Linked DNA regions of Homo sapiens: region 2 is linked to region 1. Evidence: chromatin contacts called from ENCODE Hi-C data. All regions are on one chromosome and are shown on one strand. The core of a region is the stretch at or near the end of the contact, and the rest is flanking DNA. Distances in the headings are between cores, read along the strand shown. Region 1 holds the start of AOPEP-AS1 (AOPEP antisense RNA 1). Region 2 has its middle 25 kb from the start of HSD17B3-AS1.

Evidence for each region. Hi-C counts contacts between places; a loop is a spot of excess contacts on that map. Pooled maps may share reads with other maps.
Region 2: a map of posterior vena cava shows a loop between it and region 1 (10-fold over the local background). The contact joins the enhancer-like site here to the promoter of AOPEP-AS1 in region 1. A Hi-C loop is called at or near these places in 1 of 168 maps with a recorded cell type or tissue (posterior vena cava), 1 of 37 single-sample maps with no recorded cell type and 1 of 50 pooled maps.

The regions. Positions count from the first base shown.
Region 1 is chr9:94,939,995-94,947,382 of GRCh38, reverse strand. AOPEP-AS1 (AOPEP antisense RNA 1) reads left to right here and starts at 1,829. Exons shown (of 2, transcript NR_147614.1): 1 at 1,829-1,943. All of the region lies in intron 7 of AOPEP (aminopeptidase O (putative)), which reads right to left.
Region 2 is chr9:96,218,193-96,224,997 of GRCh38, reverse strand. No RefSeq gene overlaps it. Among named protein-coding and RNA genes, the nearest start is that of HSD17B3-AS1, 25 kb to the left of the region's middle. RefSeq lists a silencer at 6,550-6,759 and an enhancer at 6,770-6,805. Within about 2 kb of position 5,326, at least 17 of the 41 ENCODE cell types and tissues checked have a DNase peak (open chromatin) inside an H3K27ac peak, as active enhancers do.

The sequences.
Region 1 (7,388 bases), core at 580-3,079:
TCACTGAGCCCAGGAGTTCAAGGCTGCAGTGAACTTTGATTGCGCCACTGCATTCTAGCCTGGGCGACAGAGAAAGACCCATCTCTTAAAAGAATAACAAAAGGCCGGGTGCGGTGGATCACGCCTGTAATCCCAGCACTTTGGGAGGCCGAGGCGGGTGGATCACGAGGTCAGGTGATTGAGACCATCCTGGCTAACACAGTGAAACCCCGTCTCTAATAAAAATACAAAAAAAAAAATTAGCCGGGCGTGGTGGCAGGCGCCTGTAGTCCCAGCTACTCGGGAGGCTGAGGCAGGAGAATGGCGTGAACCCAGGAGGCGGAGCTTGCAGTGAGCCGAGATCGCGCCACTGCACTCCAGCCTGGGCGACAGAGCGAGACTCTATCTCGAAAAAAAAAAAAAAGAATAACAAAAAAGAAACATGGTATATATATATATCTGAGTGAATCCCACTGGATGAACACTTGTCCTTCCTTTCTGGATGATCCAGATCCAGGGGTGCAATAACAGTTCCACTCCATGCTTCATGGGTGGCGCCTCAAAGCAGGCTGTGTTCAGTTCAGTTGTCACATTTGGAGAAGACCACTGTCAACAAAGAGAACAACCAAGGACCAAGCCCAAGAAAGCGAACGTTCTCCCAGGCATGCGGTATATATGCTAAATTCACCCAAAAAAGTGACCTATTGGTCAGGAAAAGAAAGAAGAGCCTTCAGATACGTAGATTGTTTTGGTGGGAGCAAGGCGCATTCTGTGCAATTCTGGAGATAAGAGCTAAGAGGACTGCGCAGATGTTACAGGAGGCAGATTCCAGCCAAATCTGAGAAGGGCCATTCTAAGGATCAGGCTCTTCCTACAGGAAATCTGCTGTTTGTTAGTGCAATGAGACCTGGATCCTGGAACTGCTCAGGTAGAAGCTGAGCACAGGAAATCTGCTGTTTGCTAGTGCAATGAGACCTGGATCCTGGAACTGCTCAGGTAGAAGCTGAGTGGCCATCTGTCAGGCACAGGGAAGGTTAGGCAAAATCACTTTTAAGGTCCTTTCTGACTCTAATATCTACAATTTTAAGAGACTGTACAGCCCGGAATATATTTAAGCTAAAGCATGTGAAGGAAAACATTATTCATCCATTCAGTAGAGTCAAGAGGTTTGCTACATAGCTTTGGCCTTGCTAAATCAGCATCAAGTGTGGTTTTCATTTCAAAAAAACTAAACTAAATGAATTATTTAGAGGAAGCTTAACTGAATTGTATTAAATATATATTGCGAGATAGAATTAACTTTTTGAGTATAGGATCCAGGCAGTACAAGGCCTTGACTGTACTTTTCACAGTGTTCTGTTTGGGGCGGGGTAGAGCTGTGCAATGTGCTGAGACAGGTCTCCTCATAAGCTGGGTTCATCTATCAGGGTTAAGGTGATCATAGTGACTCAGCCATAACTCAGGCTGCTGGTGTGCCATACACATTCAGAACACAGGAATACAGAGAACCTGAAAATTACTGGAAGCAAAAGTAGAAAGAATAAAAATGGAAAACTTTTTCTGTATTGCATTAAAAAAAAAATCACGACTTCTTCTGGAAAGAGGCAAATGAGACAAACATTGGCTTCATTTTACAAGAGGAGGCTCGAAGCCCGTTTTGAACACCAACAGCATGTGCAGTGCTGTGTGCTGAGGTAATGGGAAGGATCGCCTCATCTGATGACTCAACGAGGAGCAGATGGCCCGTGGGAGCTGGAGAAGGACTTTTCCCTCCTCAGTGGAGGACAGCACGGCCCTAGGCATGGGGGCGGCAGCGGCAGGGGTGGAGGGCTTGCCTGGTTTTCAGCCCAGTACATACCAGGATGCACAAGAGGACGAGTCCTCAGCAGAGGAGCTCTCTTCTCAGCCTTGCCAGCAACAGTGTGCTCTTTGGGTCTTCTATTTCACATGCAGTGCATCTAACAGTAAGTGTGAGACCATTCACCATAGCATTGTTTATGAAAGCAAAAAACTAGAAATGACCATGATGACGCCCAATGGTTAACAAATGTTTGATGGTTAGTAACGGAACATTCATATCTGGGAATACTCACAGCAGTTAAAAAAAAACAAATAATTCACTGTGTTGATGACAGAACACTAGCCAGGATTCTATTATTAAGAGGACAATGGGAGGTATAGCATGGCATGGATAAAACACACAATCTTGTGTGTATACACTTGTGCTTGAGGGATGCTTTCTTGGGAGTGAATTATCATTCCACGGGGTTGTTATATCACAGACCCTATGGAGATGTCTTCCATCCATCCAACGCTGGAAATGGCCCCGTGGGTCTCATCCAAACCTCGGAGGTCACCAGTCGCCTCCTGCCCTAATTTCTTTTTCCATGTCTCCTCCAGATGATTGTTGATCAACCCCACCAGGCTACAGGGGTATTATGAGACAGTAGAGAACATTAAATGATTTCCATCAATCTCTCTCTTTTTTAAAAAATTGAGATGTAATTCACATATAGTGGTTTTTAGTGTACTCATAAGGTTGTGCAACCTTATGAGTTGCACATAAGTTGATGATGTGCAATAAACTTTAGAATGTAATCAACTTTAGAACATGTTAATCACCCTAAAAAGAAACCAAATACACACTGGCAGTCACTCCCCAATCTCCTTCCCACCTCCACCCAGGCCCTGACCATTAATCTACTTCTTACTTTGGGAGATCAAGGTGGGAGGATTGTTTGAGCCTGGTAGGTTAAGGCTGCAGTGAGCCATGATCGTGCCATGGCACTCCAGCCTCGGGGACAGAGTAAGACCCTGTCTCAAAATAAAAAAATAAAAATAAAAAATCTACTTTTTGTCTCTATGGATTTGCCTATTGTGGACAGTTCACATAAATCACATGATACAGTATGTGGCCTTTTGTGTCCAGCTTTTTCCGCTGAGCATAATGTTTTCAAGGTTCACCCTTGCTGCAGCAAGTATCAGTACTCCGTTCCTTTTTATGGCTGATTAATATTCCACTGTATGGATATAACACATTTTGATTATCCATTCATCTGTTGATGGACATTTGGGTTGTTTCCATTTTGGGCTATGATGAATAATACTGTTATGAACATTTGCATATGATTTCTTCATTTCTTTTGGTTATTTAGCTAGGAATGGAATTGCAGGGTTATATGGTCACTCTATGCTTAAGCTTTTGAGGAACCACCAGGCTGTTTTCCACAGCAGCTGCACCATTTTACCAACAGTGAACAAGGGTTCCAATTTTTCCAAGTCCTCACTGATTTTTATTATCTGTCTTTTTCATTGTAGCCATCCTAGTAGGTATGAAGTGGTATCTCACTGTGGTTTTGATTTGTATTTCCTGATAGCCAATAATGTTGAGTATCTTATGTGCTCATTGGCCATCTGCATATTTTCTTTGGAGAAATGTCAACTTAGATTGACCTGTTTTTTTTTTTTTTTTTTTTTTTTTTTTGAGATGGAGTCTCACTCTGTTGCCCAGGCTGGAGTGCAGTGGTACAATCTCAGCTCACTGCAACCTCTGCCCCTCGGGTTCAAGTGATTCTCCTGCCTCAGCCTCCCGAGTAGCTGGGATTACAGGTGCGTGCCACCACACCCTGCTAATTGTTTGTATGTTTAGCAGAGATGGGGTTTCACCATGTTGGCCAGGCTGGTCTTGAATTGCTGACCTCAAGTGATCTGCCCGCCTCAGCGTCCCAAAGTGCTGGGATTACAGGCATGAGCCACTGTGCCCAGCCAGATTGATCCTTTTTTTTTCTTTTTTCTTTTTTTTTTTTATTTGAGATGGAGTCCCACTCTGTCGCCTAGGCTGGAGTGCAGGGGCACGATCTCAGCTCACTGCAACCTCCATCTCCCAGATTCAAGCAATTCTCCTGCCTCAGCCTCCTGAGTAGCTGGGATTACAGGTGCATGTCACCACACCTGGATAATTTTTGTGTTTTCAGTAGAGACGGGGTTTCACCATGTTGGCCAGGCTGGTCTTGAACTCCTGACCTTAAGTGATCTGCCCACCTCAGCCTCCCAAAGTGCTGGGATTACAGGCGTGAGCCACCATGCCCGGTCCAGACTGACCATTTTTTAATTGGGTCATTTGTCTTTATTGTTGAGTTGTAAGTGTTCTTTATATATTCTGAATACAAGTCCCTTAACAGATATATGATTTGCAAATATTACCTCCCATTCTGTAGGTTGTCTTTTTATTTTCTTGATGGAGTCCTCTGTCGCACAAAAGTTTTTAATTTTGATGCAGTCCAATTTACTGATTCTTTTTCCCTTCAGTTGCTTATGCTTTCAGTGTCTAGTATGTAAGAAACTATTGCCTAATGCAAGATCATGAAGATTTACATCTACATTTTTTCTGTTTGTTGTATAATTTTAGCTTTTATATTTGGGTTTTTGATCCGTTTTGAATCAGTACCTTATTATCTTTGATGCTACTGTAAATGATTTTTTTTTTTTTTTTTTTTTTTGAGACAGACTCTCACTGTGTCCCCTAGGCTGGAGTGCAATGGCACAACCTCAACTCACTGCAACCTCTGCCTCCCGGGTTCAAGCGATGTAAATGAATTTTTCCTAATTTAACTTTCAGATTATTCTTAGCTAGTGTATGGAAATACAGCTAACTTTTGTATGTTGATCCTATATCTCGAAACTTTACTGAACTTGTTTATTAGCTCTAATTATTTTTTTGGAGGATTACTTAGGATTTACTCCACATAAGATTATGTCTACAAATGGAGACAGTTTTACTTCTTCCTTTCCAATCTGGATGCCTTGTAGTTCACTTTTTTGCCTAACTGCCCTGGCTATAACCTCCAGTACAATGTTGAATAGTACAGTCCCTGTTTCTTATTCCTTCTGTCCTCAACCATTGACTTGAAAGGGGCAAGAACTCCTGTAAAGCAGATTTGTAACATCTAGCAGGATGTTCTTCTTTCGTGTCTTTGTGGCAGGTCCAGCAGAATACCCATATAGTTTTTGTCATCCATTCTAGATCAAAACTGTTGGCCAAAACACAAACTAAATGGTAGGAAAAAGGGGCACAGGAAGTAAGCAAATACTCTGTGGAACAAAGTGAATTTGGCGTTACATGAGAAAGCACTCACTGGATGAGAGTTTTTCTGAATGGGAAACTAACGCTCATTAGCTGAACATGTAATGTACATAGTGATTCTTCCTACTGGCTGAGTGCATAAGATATCCTTAGGATGGGCAAAATAAGAGTGAATTATTATGGACTGGCATATGTACATGAATAATTTTGTACGAAATATTTTATAGTCAAATAGCATTATAATGAATCAGTGCTACACGGAGCAGCAATATGGAAGTATGCATGTATACTTACAAAATTTACTTTCCCAAGATTCACAAGAAAACAGTAGCAGTAATTATCTTTGGGTAAGGGACTACAGTGGTAGTAAATGGAATTTTATACTTTTCTAAACTGCTTGAATTTTCTTACTATGTGCTTTGAAAAAAATTAACCAAAGTTAACTAACCAGTGATTATGAAATGTCTTGCTTTTTCATGTTTTTCTATATAAAGAAAAAGGACCCTACTAGATGTTATTGCAAAAATGAAACACCAAGTACTGTAAATATGTAATTAGGGGTCTATGGAGAATTCTCTCCCCCTTAGAAAGACCTGAGTGCTGACTAACCAGGAAATGGTCTGGAAAAATAAAGAGGGAAGGTTATTTGAGTTCAATTATTCAGGACATGTCTGTCATCTTTGCTGTTTAAAAGAGCTGAGAGCTGAGGGTGTCCCTCTAACAGGAAACAAACTGAGTGGGCAGCTCAGGCTGGTGGAGCTGACCTTTGAAACAGGAAAGGGCAGAGTCCATTTCTGGCTAGCTGAGAGCTCTAAAGTTTTTCAGAAAATGCTGGCATAGGTATAGCATCCTCCCATCAAGAACAGGTAGAAACACTCTTCACAGGTCGCTTGTTAGTGTATGTGGTTCAAATAAAAACACTAGACAGACAGGAGTGGGTAGGGGAATCCCACGTGCCTGAGGGATAGAGGGGTGTAGGGCAGGAATTCTAAGACATACAGTTGAGACCTTAGGAGAGGCACAGGCCAATGATCAGGTAGGAACTCTCGGAAGCCATAAAGGCAAGAACTTTTTTCCACTCTGGACAGTGGTGAGATTTTGAACAGAGGCCAGAGGAGCTTTACAGAGAAGAGCCAGAGGGGACCCAAGGGTTGCCCTTCAGAGGGGCTGGACTAGATGTAGGTTCCAGAAGGGTAGTCTTAGAAGTGCTGCTCATTCAATTCTTACCTCTAGCGATTTGCTTGAGCATCTCTGTTGAACTTTCAGACTCTTTCCTTTTATGCCTGTGCTCTACATTTGTAACCAGGCATTCTTGCACTTTTTTTTTTAACATTCTCTTAATTAGTAAAATTAACTTGTTGAACATTCCAGCCAATTATACTTGTCAGGAAGGGAGGGAGGTGTTTCCATGTTCTGGTTGGTCAAGAGACAGGAGCAGATGCCTTGTGTGGTCCCCAGGGAAGGGTGGCAGCAGGGAAAGGGAAGGGCCCAGCTCCAGAGCCATGCGGACATGAGGGGACGAGCCAGGCTGAGGAAATCAGAATAAGCCAGGAGGGGCAGTGGGGGCTGTGTCCCTGTGCCCTCTGCCACTTGTTGGACAAACCTTTTCCAAGTGCCAGAGGACATAGATGATAGCATCAAACGTGTTAAGTATTTACCTGAACTGTAGGAAATTGCCAATATTCATTCTATTTTATTTTATTTTATTATTTATTTATTTATTTATTGAGATGGAGTCTCACTTTGCTGTCCAGGCTGGAGTGCAGTCTGAGCTCACTTCAGCCTCTGCCTCTCAGGTTCAAGAAATTCTCGTGCCTCAGCCTTCTGAGTAGCTAGGATTATAGGCATGCCACCATGCCAGGCTAATTTTTATATTTAGTGGAGATGGGGTTTCACCATGTTGGCCAGGCTGATCTCGAACTCCTGACCTCAAGTGATCTGCCCGCCTCGGCCTCTCAAAGTGCTGAGATTACAGGCATGAGCCACCGCACCTGGCCCTGACAATATTCATTTTAGATCCACCAAAACAGCAATTGCCTGTGATTCAACTTAACATACATGTTCTAAATGGATTGCATGTATTCATTGTATTTATTCCTCACATCCACCTATAAGGTAGAAACTATTGTGTTAATCATCCCTGTTTTACAGCTAAGGGGACTAAAGCTAAGTGTGGTTGAGTAACTCTCTCAAGGCCACACAGCAAATGTGTGTAAAGCTTGAGTATCCTTTATCCAAAATATTTGGAACCAGAAGTGTTTCAGACTTCCGATATTTTTGGATTTTGGAATATCTACATACAAATGAAATATCTTGGGGATGGGAC
Region 2 (6,805 bases), core at 4,077-6,576, 1.3 Mb before region 1:
GTAAGTCTTAAAATCAGGTAATACAATTCCTCCAACTTTATTCTTTTTTAAAACTGTTTTAATGATTTGGTTACTTTGCTTTTCCATCTAAATTTTAGATTTAGTTTGTCCATATTTGTAAAAAACCCACTAGGATTTTAATAAGAATTATATTAAACCTGTAAATCAATTTGAGAATTGACACCTTTACTATATTGACATCTTTACTATATTGAGTCTTAGCAATCCATGAACATGGCATGCCTCTCCATTTATTTACATCTTAATTGATTTCTTTCAGGTTTTGTAGTTTTTAGCATACAGATGCTGTACATGTTTTGTTAGATATATACTTAACTCTATCTTCTGTCCTTCTTTCCTTTCTTTTCCTAGCAATGATAAACAGTATTGTGTTTTAAATTTCAGTTTCCCATTGTCCACTGATAGTTTATGGAAATATATTGATTTTTGCATTCTGACCTTGTATCGTGTGGCTTTGCTAAATCCATTTATTAGTTCTAAGAGGTTTTTTTGGTAGATTTCTTGGAATTTTTTACATAGACAGTCAAGTCGTCTGAAAATAAGGACAAGCCCCGCCCCACCCCTTTCCAATCTGTATGCCTTTTTTTTTTCTTGCCTTATTGCACTGGCTAGGACTTCCAGTCCTATGTTGAATAGGAATGGTGAAAACAGAAATTCTTGCCTAGTTCCCAATCTTAGGGGAAAGCATTTAGCCTTTATCATTAAGTTTAATGGTAGTTATAGGTACATAACATCACTTTTAATGACTGCTTAGTACTCTGAAATATTCAGTCCATGTTCTTTCGGGCATTTAGGTTGTTTCCTATTTTTTGCTATTATAAGCAATGTTTCAATAAATGTCCATATGGAAAAATCTTTATGCACATCGTAATTACCCTCCAAGTGCCCACACTCTCTGTTTTCCCCTTTTTACTAAGGATGAATGATCTCATCCAAGGCCTATGGTCCTCTGGTTTCTATCCCATATCACCTGTAACTATCTCCTCTCCTTTCCTCACTATCAGTTTCTCTCCAACTCCTGGATCATTTGCATGAGCATCCAAACAAGCTCTAGCATATACTATTAAACAAATATTCCTTCCTTATTTCCACATCATCTTGCAGCTGCTGCTCCTCTCTGTTTCCCTTCATGAAACTTCTTGAGTTTTTCTTTGTCACATTCTCTACTTCCTCACTTCACATTATATCCTCAACCCACTCTAATTAGCCTTTGTTCTCACCTCTCCATGGAGAATATGCTTGTCAAGGTCAGCAATGACCCTTATGTTGCCAATCCAATGGTCACTTCTTGGTTCTTATTTTAGTTGTCACTGACTCTTGGAACACTTTCTTCATGTTACTTCCTGACATCACACTCTAATTTCCTTGTAACTCACTGGCTGCTCCAGAACACATCTACTAATTTATCCTCCCACCAGCCATGGCATCAGGATTGTGCTAGATTAGTAAAATAAACTTAGAATTTTTTTTATTTGTTTCTATCCTACAGAACAGTTTAAATAGCAGAAATATTTTCAATTCATTGGAGATTTAACATGCCTCTAAACTGCCTGGGCCAGCATATTTTTAAAGAGGTGATTCTTAATGTAATCTATTTATTTCACTGCTATTGACACTTGAGATTTTGTTTTCTTTTACCCAATTTGTCCTTGCTTGTTGGATAGTGACTTAAAACATGGACTATTGGCTTAGAAGTTTTTTATGTTGAAGGGTTCTTTCTTTCCATTCTAGTTTATTCTATTTTAGTTAGGCGTAGAGAATTATGTAGTTAAGGAGAATGAGGATGTTTGCAATGTTCATCAATGACTGTCTCACACAGGCTTTGGGATTAAGGGAAATAAAAGGAACTTTGAAGCAACTCAGCCTTTTAGCAACAAAACTGCCCTCAATTACCAGGGAAAATTAGCCCTGAATCCAAGCACTAGTTTTAAAACTCTTGAAGCTGCAAACCTGTTTGGATAAGCAATGCATAATCGAACTTTTCTTATTCCTTAAAAAATATATAAATGTATAGGGACAAACATGAATTTGAGCCCAAACCATGATCCAAACCATGGACGTTGAACTTGTAAAGTTCTGGAGAAAATGAGGCAACTGTTTGGGAACCACTCAAGAGGAAGAATTTACCAGGATGGCTTTGAAGAGTCATTGTTGGGAGAATTTCCCAGTGTGGTCAATTGGGAGGAACCTCCATAGACTTCTGCTGACACTCCATCCTCCTGGCAGAACTAGGGAAGAACAGGCTTGCCATTTACACTCATGACCCAGTTCAATGGTTGCTGTCTTCCAGGGACTTCCTTGCCTACTCTCAATCCCATATGTCCACATTTGCTGCTGGCTGTGGATGCAGGAATAGCCAAGGGAGAGGGAGATGCTACACTAAGGGTGTCGGTGCTGTAGGGAGGCTAGCCCCAAAGGGCTCATTGTGCTAAGTTTACAGATGAGAAAACTGAGGCTCAGATAAGTTAAAAGACTGCTGGAATTTTACCCTGAGTTAAAACCAAGTCCAGAATCATTACAACGTGGGTCTTGAATCTGAAGATGCCTTACTGACTACCCCCAAAAAGAGAAATTTGCATGTGTGGCAGTTTTCAGGAGCTGGGGATTGGAGGCTCAGGGGATGTGTATAATCCAGGCACTACTTCCCCTAGTGGCCAGTGGGAACATTTCCAGCAAGACTAAACCATTTCGGCTGGGGTCCCAAAATTAGGGAGATGAGGAAGATTAGGGGCACTAACCAATGTGTCATGAGTAGTAGTAGGTGTGTTAGTCACTGACCAAGGCATGAGTTGATTCCTAAAAAGGGGAAATAAATTTATGGCTTAGAATTTCTATTTAAGAATGTTTTAGGGATAGTCTTCTGGCGGGAGGGGCTAGATGTGCCATTTTATTTAGATGGTGTGTTTCCTGGGGTGGCTGAGGGTATGGGAAGATGGGATTTTTGATGGTCTGACTTTCCGCAAGTGTCCCCTGGTGTTTCCGTTGCTTGGTGTTGATTGTTGGGGTGTAGAGCAATTGATTGTCCCTAAACATTTTTGAGGATGCCTGGGTGTGGAGGACAGTGCTGTTTGTGGACTTTTGGCTGCCCACCTCTCTGCTTTGGTCTGCTTAAACCATTGATTTTCAAACAAGACTATGCTCTAGAATCACTGGGACAAGTTGAAAAATAAAGATTTGCAGGCTCTACTCCTGACCACCTGTAGCCTCTTTCTCCAAGGGGTGCTAAGCCCAGAGACCTGATGTTTGTTGTTTTTTGGGTAAAAATGGTTTTATTGAGGTGACACTGACATATTACATACAATAAATACATATTAAAATTGCCTAACTTGATATGTTTTGAAACTATCACAATCAATCACAATGACTACAATATTGATCACCCCTCACCCTCCCCAACATCCTTGTGCCTTTCGAAATATGTCCTTCCTGCCCCATCCCAAACTCTGGTGATGACTGATTTGCTCTGACACTATAGATTCATTTGCATTTCCTAGAAGCTTATAGGATGGAATCACACAGTAGGCATTCTTCTTAGTCTGGCTTCTTGCACTGAACGTAATTGTTTTGAGAATCACCCATGTTGTTGGCCGGGCACGGTGATTCACGCCTGTAATCCCAGCACTTTGGGAGGCTGAGGCGGGTGGATCACCTGAGGTCAGGAGTTCTAGACCAGCCTGGCCAACATGGTGAAACCCTGTCTCTACTAAAAATACAAAAATTAGCCGGGCATGGTGGCGGGCACCTGTAATCCCAGGTACTCGGGGTGACCAAGGCAGGAGAATCGCTTGAATCTGGGAGGCGGAGTTTGCAGTGAGCCGAGATCGCTCCATTGCACTCCAGCCTGGGGGACAAGAGCGAGACTTCGTCTCAAAAAAAAAAGAAAAAAAAAAGAGTCACCCATGTTGTTGTGTGCACAACATTCCTTTCTTTTTCTTTTTCTTTGTGTGTGTGTGTGTGTGTGTGTGTGTGTGTGTGTGTGTGTTAGGGGGGCGGTTTGGAGTCTTGCTCTGTGGCCCAGCCTGGAGTGCAGTGGCGCAGTCTCAGCTAACTGCAACCTCTGCCTCCCAGGTTCCAGCAATTCTCCTGCCTCAGCCCCTCCTAGAAGCTGGGATTACAGGCATGGGCTACCACACCCAGCTGATTTTTGTATTTTTGTATTTTTAGTAGAGACGGGGTTTCACCATGTTGGCCAGGCTGGTCTCAAACTCCTGGCCTCAGGTGATCCGCCTGCCTCAGCCTCTCAAAGTGCTGGGATTACAGGCGTGAGCCACTGCGCCCAGCCCTTTTTTTTTTTCTCCTGAGACAGGGTCTCACTCTTGTTGCCCAGGCTGGGTGAGCTGAGATTGCATCACTCCAGCCTCGACCTCCTGGGCTCAAGTGATCCTCCTGCCTCAGCCTCCCGAGTAGCTGGGATTACAGGCCTGCGTCACCACACCTGGCTTTTCTTTTTTTTTTTTTTGTAGAGATGGGATTTCTTCATGCTGCTCAGGCTGGTCTCCAGCTCCTGGGCTCAGATGATCTGCCCACCTCGGCCTCCCAAAGTGCTGAAATTACAGGCGTGTAATCTCATCATGCCCGGCCAGTGCATTCCTTTTTACTCCTGAGTAATATTTCTTGGAGTGTCTGTACTACAAATTATTTATTCATTCAGCTGTTGGTGGACATTTGGGTCGCTTCCACTCGGGTGCTATTACAAACAAAGCAATTATGAGCAGTCAGGTTCAAATCTTTGTATAGACAGATGTTTTTGTTTTTCTTGAGTAAATACCTAGGAGTAGAATGGCTGGGTCAGATGACAGGTGTATGTTTAAAATTTTATGAAACTCCAAACTATTTTCCAAAGGAAGGGGGTCATACCATTTTATATTTCTACCAACAATGAATGAGGAACTCAGCCCTCCTAGGGCCCAGTCTGGCGACTGTGACCGTATTCCAGAGGCTTTATAATCCTGTTTTTTTCCTGTGAGCAAAAAAGTTATAAAGGAATGAGATCTAGAAAAGATAGTTCTAGTTGAACCAAAATCTTTTATCCAGGGTGAGGGCATACAAACTGCAAGGGGCCTGGGTGGGGGAGGCAGAGAAGCGCCCGCCTCTTCCGACCTCTCAGGTGCGTGTGAGCCGATGCTCCGCTAGGGGGCGCGGGAGAGCAGGCCGCCCCCCGCGTGACTCTCAGAGCCCGAGGGCTCCCTCCAGGTCCGCTGCCTTCTGCCCACAGGAAGGAGTCACTTTCCCAACTGGCGGGGAGCGGGGGAGTCACTTTCCCAACTGGCGCGGGCGGGTTGGGAGGGGCCGCTGAGCCGCATCTGCCACAGTCACGAAGCTTTCTTAGCACCTCCTGGAGTTCAAGGAAAATCCAGAAGCAGCTCTTTCCTTGAAGGAAGACGTTCACAGCATCGCACCCACGAAGAGGGTGCGGCTTCCCCCTCTCACCCTTCTGGGTCTCGGCCGATCGCCTGGCAGTTGGGCTCGTGGCCCATCCTGCAGGAGGGCGCAGGCATGCATAGCGCCTGCGGAGGAGCGCTGCTCCTACGCCCCAGGCACGGCCCCCGCAGGCCGGGCAGTGACCCCGGTGGCCCGGCCCTTAGGGCGTGCGAGTTGACCGTGCCCCTTCTCCAGGACGCGCGGCCGGCGGCTGGGTTTTCGAACGCGCGGCTGTGAACGGCTCCTTGGCGAGGAGGCACAGCCTCCGCAGGCCGGAAGCCACGCGCCCACCAAAGGCACGAGGAGCAGGGCGGAGAGTACTGCGGGTCAGACGAGCGAGGCCCTCGGGGAGGCGCCCAGAGGAGCGGGGCAGCGCGGCCGCAGCGCGGGTCGGGTCCGCGGACGCTGTTCAGGCCCCACTGTGGGGCTGCTGCCCCTGGGCTGCCCTCCGGCTCGGTGGAGCGCGGGAGTGGGGGTGGGGGCGCCTCTGCTGCTTCCACCCCAGAAACCCGGGTCAGCGTTGGGAGCTGCACTGGGCGGCAGCGGAGAACATTAGAAGGGACAGTGTTTGGGTTAAAATCTAACCCTCGGTCGGGCGTGGTGGCTGAAGCCTATCCAACCACTTTGGGAGGCCGAAGCGGGAGGATCACGAGGTCAAGAAATCGAGACCAGCCCGGCCAACATGGTGAAACCTCATCTCTATTAAAAATACAAAAATTAGCCAGGCGTGGTGGTGAGCGCCTGTAGTCCCAGCTACTCGGGAGGCTGAGGCAGGAGACCCGCTTGAACCCAGGAGGTGGAGGTTGCAGTGAGCCAAGATCGAGCCACTGCACTCCAGCCTGGCGACAGAGCGAGACTCTGTCAAAAAAAAAAAAAAAAATCTATCCCTCATGATCTTGCTTTCTGTGCGTGTGTCTTTGCGTCAGGGGCAGGGAAAGCCTGTAGAGCACACATTGCCTAGTGAGGTCTTTACAACACAGGCTTTAATTATTTTCCTCCTTTCGCAGCTGAGAACAGAGAATTTAAGCAACTTGCCCAGAGTTCCAGAGCCAGACCTTAAAGGTAGGGCTTGTGACTCCGCATTAGGAACGTTCTCCTCCCCTGGATGGACCCGATGCCCCCGCACTAATAATCTTGAGCCGGAATTCAGCAACGCAGTGGTGACATTCAACCTTCCGCCTCACGGAGGCGGTGCCGGCGGGGCAGGGGATGGCCGCCAGGGGGCAGTGTGGCTCCGTGCCTCCGCGCCCGCTCCCGGACCCGCGCCCTGCCCCCACCGGCGCTGAGCCCGCCGGCGCTGAGCCCTCCAGCCCTGCTCCGCGTTCTTAGCAGCGTCGCCAGGCGTGGAAGAGGTTGGACTCAG